Regions from separate parts of the Mus musculus genome. Here region 2 is linked to region 1. A link is a loop called in an ENCODE intact Hi-C map of the cell type or tissue named here. Cell type or tissue: left cerebral cortex. All regions are shown on one strand. Region 1 overlaps Gabra4 (gamma-aminobutyric acid (GABA) A receptor, subunit alpha 4). Region 2 overlaps Gabra4 (gamma-aminobutyric acid (GABA) A receptor, subunit alpha 4).

Region 1 (2,500 bases):
ATATTTTGGAGTTCTGAGAACATTTTTTTCTGGGGCAGAGTTCTCTGGAAATACTGAGAGAAGGTAGTGGAATAAGATGATAAGGACACAACTTCAAATGGCTATACACAACACCCCTTGCAATACCCTATCACTGGATGTTACTATTTTCATTACACCGTAGGATAGTCAAGCTGAAAACTCAAGAATTGTTTGTGAGGCATTGGGGTAAAGATGTCTTTCGGGTGATTTTGATTCCAGCCACTTTTACTGCCATCAAGCAAGATACCCTGGAAGTTTTATAGCTCAGTCCTAGGATCTCACGGGCTGCTGTTTTCCTGCCCACTGTTCTGGGGTCATTGGGTATGCTGTCCTCTATGAGGCAGTCTGTCCTAATCAACTCACCTGTACCCAGGTGCAAACACTGTGCCTGCCTTTTGCTAATTAGCATGTCCACCAGTATCTTAAAATTGACCAATTCTTTTTTTTCCCTCTTCGAGACACAGCAGGTGCTCCGTAAGTGCCTGCTGATTTTCTTTCCTTTTATCCTGCCTTTTCATCCTCTGTCCTTCTACAGTCCTCTTCCTTTCCTTCATCTCCCTTTGCTTCCCTTCTTTTCCACTGACATTCAACTGAGTGCAGCTGCTTTGGTGGTAGGCCATTTCAAACTGGAATATTTTAGTGCCAGGTGTGGATTTAATTGGACTTTTACTTAGAACACAGGCAGACAGTATTCAGGATGCCCTCCACCCCCAGTAAAAACTGCTGAATCACCGGTTCCAAAATCAGTGTAAAATATGTTCAGACCGTCCAAAAGCGGCATTTGTAATGCGATCCAGTGCCTTGGGGGAATGGGGTAAACAAAATTTTTAAAACAGAATGTTTCCATCAGTTCACGGTGAACACAATCTGCATTTCGCTCAGGCGAAAAATATCTTAAAAAGCTAGATAAAGGAAACGAAGGCATGAGCAACATGTTATTTGTAGGAATGACATACATTATCTCCTTGGCAACTGCAGGGTGGCATGCAATTTGGCAATCTGTGTTGTGTCATCTTGGATCCCTGGAAGTCACTGTTTCCTACAGAAACAAAGGAAAGAACAACATGAGAAAGACAAAAAAAATACTGATTTCAGTCTGCTAGAAAGGTACTTTTAAACCAAGGGACCAGCAGCCTTTCAAAGTATAACAAGAACTCAAAATGGCATTGCATTTTCTCTTATTAATTTCACAAGACTTTATAATCTGATTAAGTTTGGTTTCCTCTGATGGCTCTTTAATCATGCTTTGTGATGAAATGATAGCTTATGCCATGTATGTGGTCCTCTCAGCACTGCCAAAGGCTCTCATGCTTGTGCAAATTCATTTGTTCAGTCTTTCAAGAAATGTTTGTTGGATGCTTTGTTTGTGCCAGGTTCCATGCAAGGTATCAGGCTGTTTGGACTTCTTTTTATATATTACAACCATCCTCTCATGCCCACGGGATGTTGGCCATTGCTTTATTGGATGTGAGTCAACACTTTACCAAGCATCCACTTAGTTTCAGCTTTGAGACCCTGTTACATAAGAAGCTAAAATTTAGCAAACCACGAACCGTAGGACTTTCATAGCACTCCGTGGAATACAAAACAGTTCTCATGATGCTCTTTCTTTGGTCAGTGATTTCTGGGATCTTCCAGAGATGCCGTCAGCTAGTTTTTACCAGTAGCTTCAGAATAAATAGCTTCAAAATACAAAATAATAGTGACTGGTATCCAATATAATTTCATGTGTCAGGTAGTTTGTCAGGACTGAAATGGAATATTTTAAGCAAGGGGGATGCGGGTTGCAATGCAGAAAACCACAGTCTGAACATTTTCACTTCCATGGGATTCAAGGAAGTATTAACATTACACAGTGAAGCGAAGAGATCTTAAGGGACTAGAATGGGATGGCTTGATCACAGCCTGAAGATGATACCACTGCTTGCAGGAAATTAAAGCATCCTCTACTTGTTACTAGAATCACTGTAGATTACTGGAAGTCTTCACCTCCGCCCTTGAAATTCTGTGGGAAATAAGGATTGGGGGTTAATTAGTATTGGCAGTAGGGTTCAAAATTCAGTTCTCCACAGTGATGATGCTGCATCTTTCCAACTGCCTAGTGTCTAGCAAATTGCTTCTAGTGTTTATTCTCCATCCATTTTCAATTTTATCACAACAGAAAGTGAGGCATTTCTTCACATTGCTGGAGCCTATTAACAAATGACTTAAAGACAGTCTGCAAATGTCTACCAAGTCTCCTGAAATTGCCTGAAGGTTGACTTTCCTAGTAATTCAGGTGCTTTTCTACCTCTGAGGAAAAGTCACATGTCTCATTTTATAATTTCCACGTTAAAATAACAACTATATTTTGTTTCCTATAATTTCCTCCCATAGGGTCATATTTTACTATGTCCTTCCTGAGAGCATGATTTCAGTTTAAATTTTTCTTGGTTTTGTGGAGATATTCATGGAAGTTTTAAATAGCATTGCAGCTGTA
Region 2 (2,500 bases), 52 kb before region 1:
TTACCCGTATTCTGGACAGTTTGCTGGATGGTTATGACAACAGGCTGCGTCCTGGATTTGGGGGTACGGATTGTTTCAAAACATGCAAGTGTGCTCTGTCTGTCCGTCTCTGGTCTGCCTGTCTATTTGTGGAAATATTAGGTACGCCTCACGTGCAAAAATGAAAACCAGTCATTCTCTCGAGCGCCTCCCCCCTTTCTCTCTTCCTCTCCTCAGTGAGACCTATGACAAGAAGACCGCCTCCATCCGTACTTTCCCATCTCCCCGCCCCCTCAGGAGCTTGGCCTCCCCCACACTAATTACCTCTTGAGACCTGACTGCAGGGTGGGGGAGGCAGGGAAGTCAAAAATGAACTCCGAGCTGCTGCCCCATGCTTGCCTGGCTTCTGTGAGCTTGAGTATGGATTTTCCTTGACTCTGTCCACTTTGCCCAGGTATACATTGTTGCTCCAGAAGCAGCTGGCCTCAGGTCTTCTCCTCCCACGTGTCCCTGTCTCTGCCAAGGGTTCACCTGTGTTCTAGCTAGGACAGGAATCTGGGGCACAGAGCTGAAGCTGGCTGCTCTGCTGGGGAGCCCTGTCCTTCCTTTCCAGCTATCTTCTCACTTTCTTCGAGGAGCTAGCTGGTCTTTGGCCTTTCTCTTCTAAAGCTTCAGAAGTGATTATCTGTATTCCCGCCTTCCATCAATACCTGTGAAGTGCATAGTAGGGAGACACACATTCAAGGCGCATTTGTTCTCAAACCATAGTTCCTTTGCATATGCGGCGGTATCTATATGGCAAGCTTGCTGCTAGGCGCTGAAACCTGCAAGAACTCAACCTCAGTCCAGTTTAGCAGTCCTGCTCATCAGGGAGAAGTGACTGCGTAAGACTGCTTGGCTTGGTTCACTCTTCTGAAAGCAAAGTACTGCTCTTCCTTCTGTAAATAAGTTAGACCAGAGGACCCCAGACTTAAAACAGCCCAAAGTCCGAACTGATAGGAATGGTAACAAAGACAACCATTATTAGTGTGCTTCTTTAATTTCAACTAGATTGGCACTTTGTATACATCACTCTTAACTCTCATGGCAACTCCAAGGAAAAGCTGTTGCTGTCCCCATTTGACAGGTTTGGTAACTTGAGTTTATGGACTTGAACCCCGGGTGGAATTTTGTACTTACAGGACAAAGCTAGTGGATTGACAAAGTAGTAGACTGAGTTTAAAGCATGGTGGCAGGGGGCTCACTGCCTCCAGCTGAGCCAAGGGGGGAGGGTGAGCTTAAAGCATGGGGGCAGGGCTCTCTGCCTTCAGCTGAGGCAGTGGGGGAGGGAGAGAGTGGGAGAGCAGATAAAATAGGATCCTGGAGTGGGGGAACACATGGGATCTGAGATAGAAGGAGTGTGGACTGAGAGAGAAAGAATCATGGGGTTAAGTAGACTTGGATAGACTGGGGTGAGGACTAGGCAGAGGAGGACACTAAAGGAGATGATTTGCATGGGGCACATAGCACATCAGTGCTGAGATCTGGTCTCCAGCATTTCAATCCGTTTCTTTGCTTTTTTTTTTTGGGGGGGGGGGTGTAACTCTATAAAGTAGTGAGGTGATTCCTTTGGTGTCTGCATTGCCAGTGATAAAGATGGATGGGAAAGATGGAAGTTTCTCCCTGTCTTCTTCCCTGTTGTTTCTCCAGGTATAGGTTGCCCACACTACCTTTGCCTTCATGCAAATCTGAAGAGAGACTTCATTAGAGAAGTGAATCAGTTGTCAAAATGTGAGCTTTCCTAAGTGACTAGGAAATTATCATTTTAGATCAAAAATAGTTTTGTGGAGAATGTTCTAGATCACGTGATTACCACTTGACTCTGTAGAATGTCAATAGAAGAGGCTCTGTCTTCCCAGAAGGGTTTTTAAACTCACATTTTAAATACAAAAGTAGGAAAATATAGCTCATATGTACCTTAAATATTCATAAATGAAAGCACATTTTATAGCTGGTTCTATATGACTTTATTAGTAAGTGTTGAAAGTAAAAATATGTTCTCTTGGCTGTAAGACAACTTATTAAAAAAAAAGAAGAAGAAAGGAATCTGCTATATAGAAGCATTTTTACCATGTGCTCTCTCCCATAACACCGGGAAGACCATAAGAGAGTTAGGTTCCGTCAACTATAACGTGGCTAAGTGTCTCAAGTTGATTATCAGTCATCTTACTTGACATTGTTGAGTGATCTGCCTCATTCACCTGACCATTGCTATAAACCATCACGGGTCAGGGTTGCAGTTATCTTACTTTGAGTGTTAGCAGATGATAAATTACTAACGAAGTTACCATAAAAATTACAGCCTAATAGCATTGAAAATGTAAATGAGGAAAATACCTAATTAAAAAAAAATAAAAAACAAAACAAAACAAAAAATAACAAACAAAAAAATTTGCAGTCTAAGGGATATTTTCACCCTGCTCATAGATATCTGTGGTGAGACGATTGGCTCCTCAGAAATGGGCCGTTCTCTGTAAGCAGG

Evidence for each region. Peaks named below come from ENCODE experiments on the same cell type or tissue, not always from the same donor. Only the 100,000 strongest peaks of a DNase experiment are listed, where the experiment ranks them.
Region 2: it touches region 1 in a loop (4-fold over the local background); 3 of 42 quality-filtered maps call a loop at or near these places.

Annotation. Positions count from the first base shown.
Region 1 is chr5:71,602,819-71,605,318 of GRCm38, reverse strand. All of the region lies in intron 8 of Gabra4 (gamma-aminobutyric acid (GABA) A receptor, subunit alpha 4), which reads left to right. Among named protein-coding and RNA genes, the nearest start is that of Gabra4, 54 kb to the left of the region's middle. In left cerebral cortex, no CTCF peak of the experiment used is centred here; DNase peaks (open chromatin) are centred at 891 and 1,517; H3K27ac peaks cover 2,494 bases.
Region 2 is chr5:71,654,734-71,657,233 of GRCm38, reverse strand. Gabra4 (gamma-aminobutyric acid (GABA) A receptor, subunit alpha 4) reads left to right here. Exons shown (of 9, transcript NM_010251.2): 2 at 1-63. Among named protein-coding and RNA genes, the nearest start is that of Gabra4, 2.3 kb to the left of the region's middle. In left cerebral cortex, no CTCF peak of the experiment used is centred here; DNase peaks (open chromatin) are centred at 269 and 1,240; H3K4me3 peaks cover 1,561 bases; H3K27ac peaks cover 731 bases.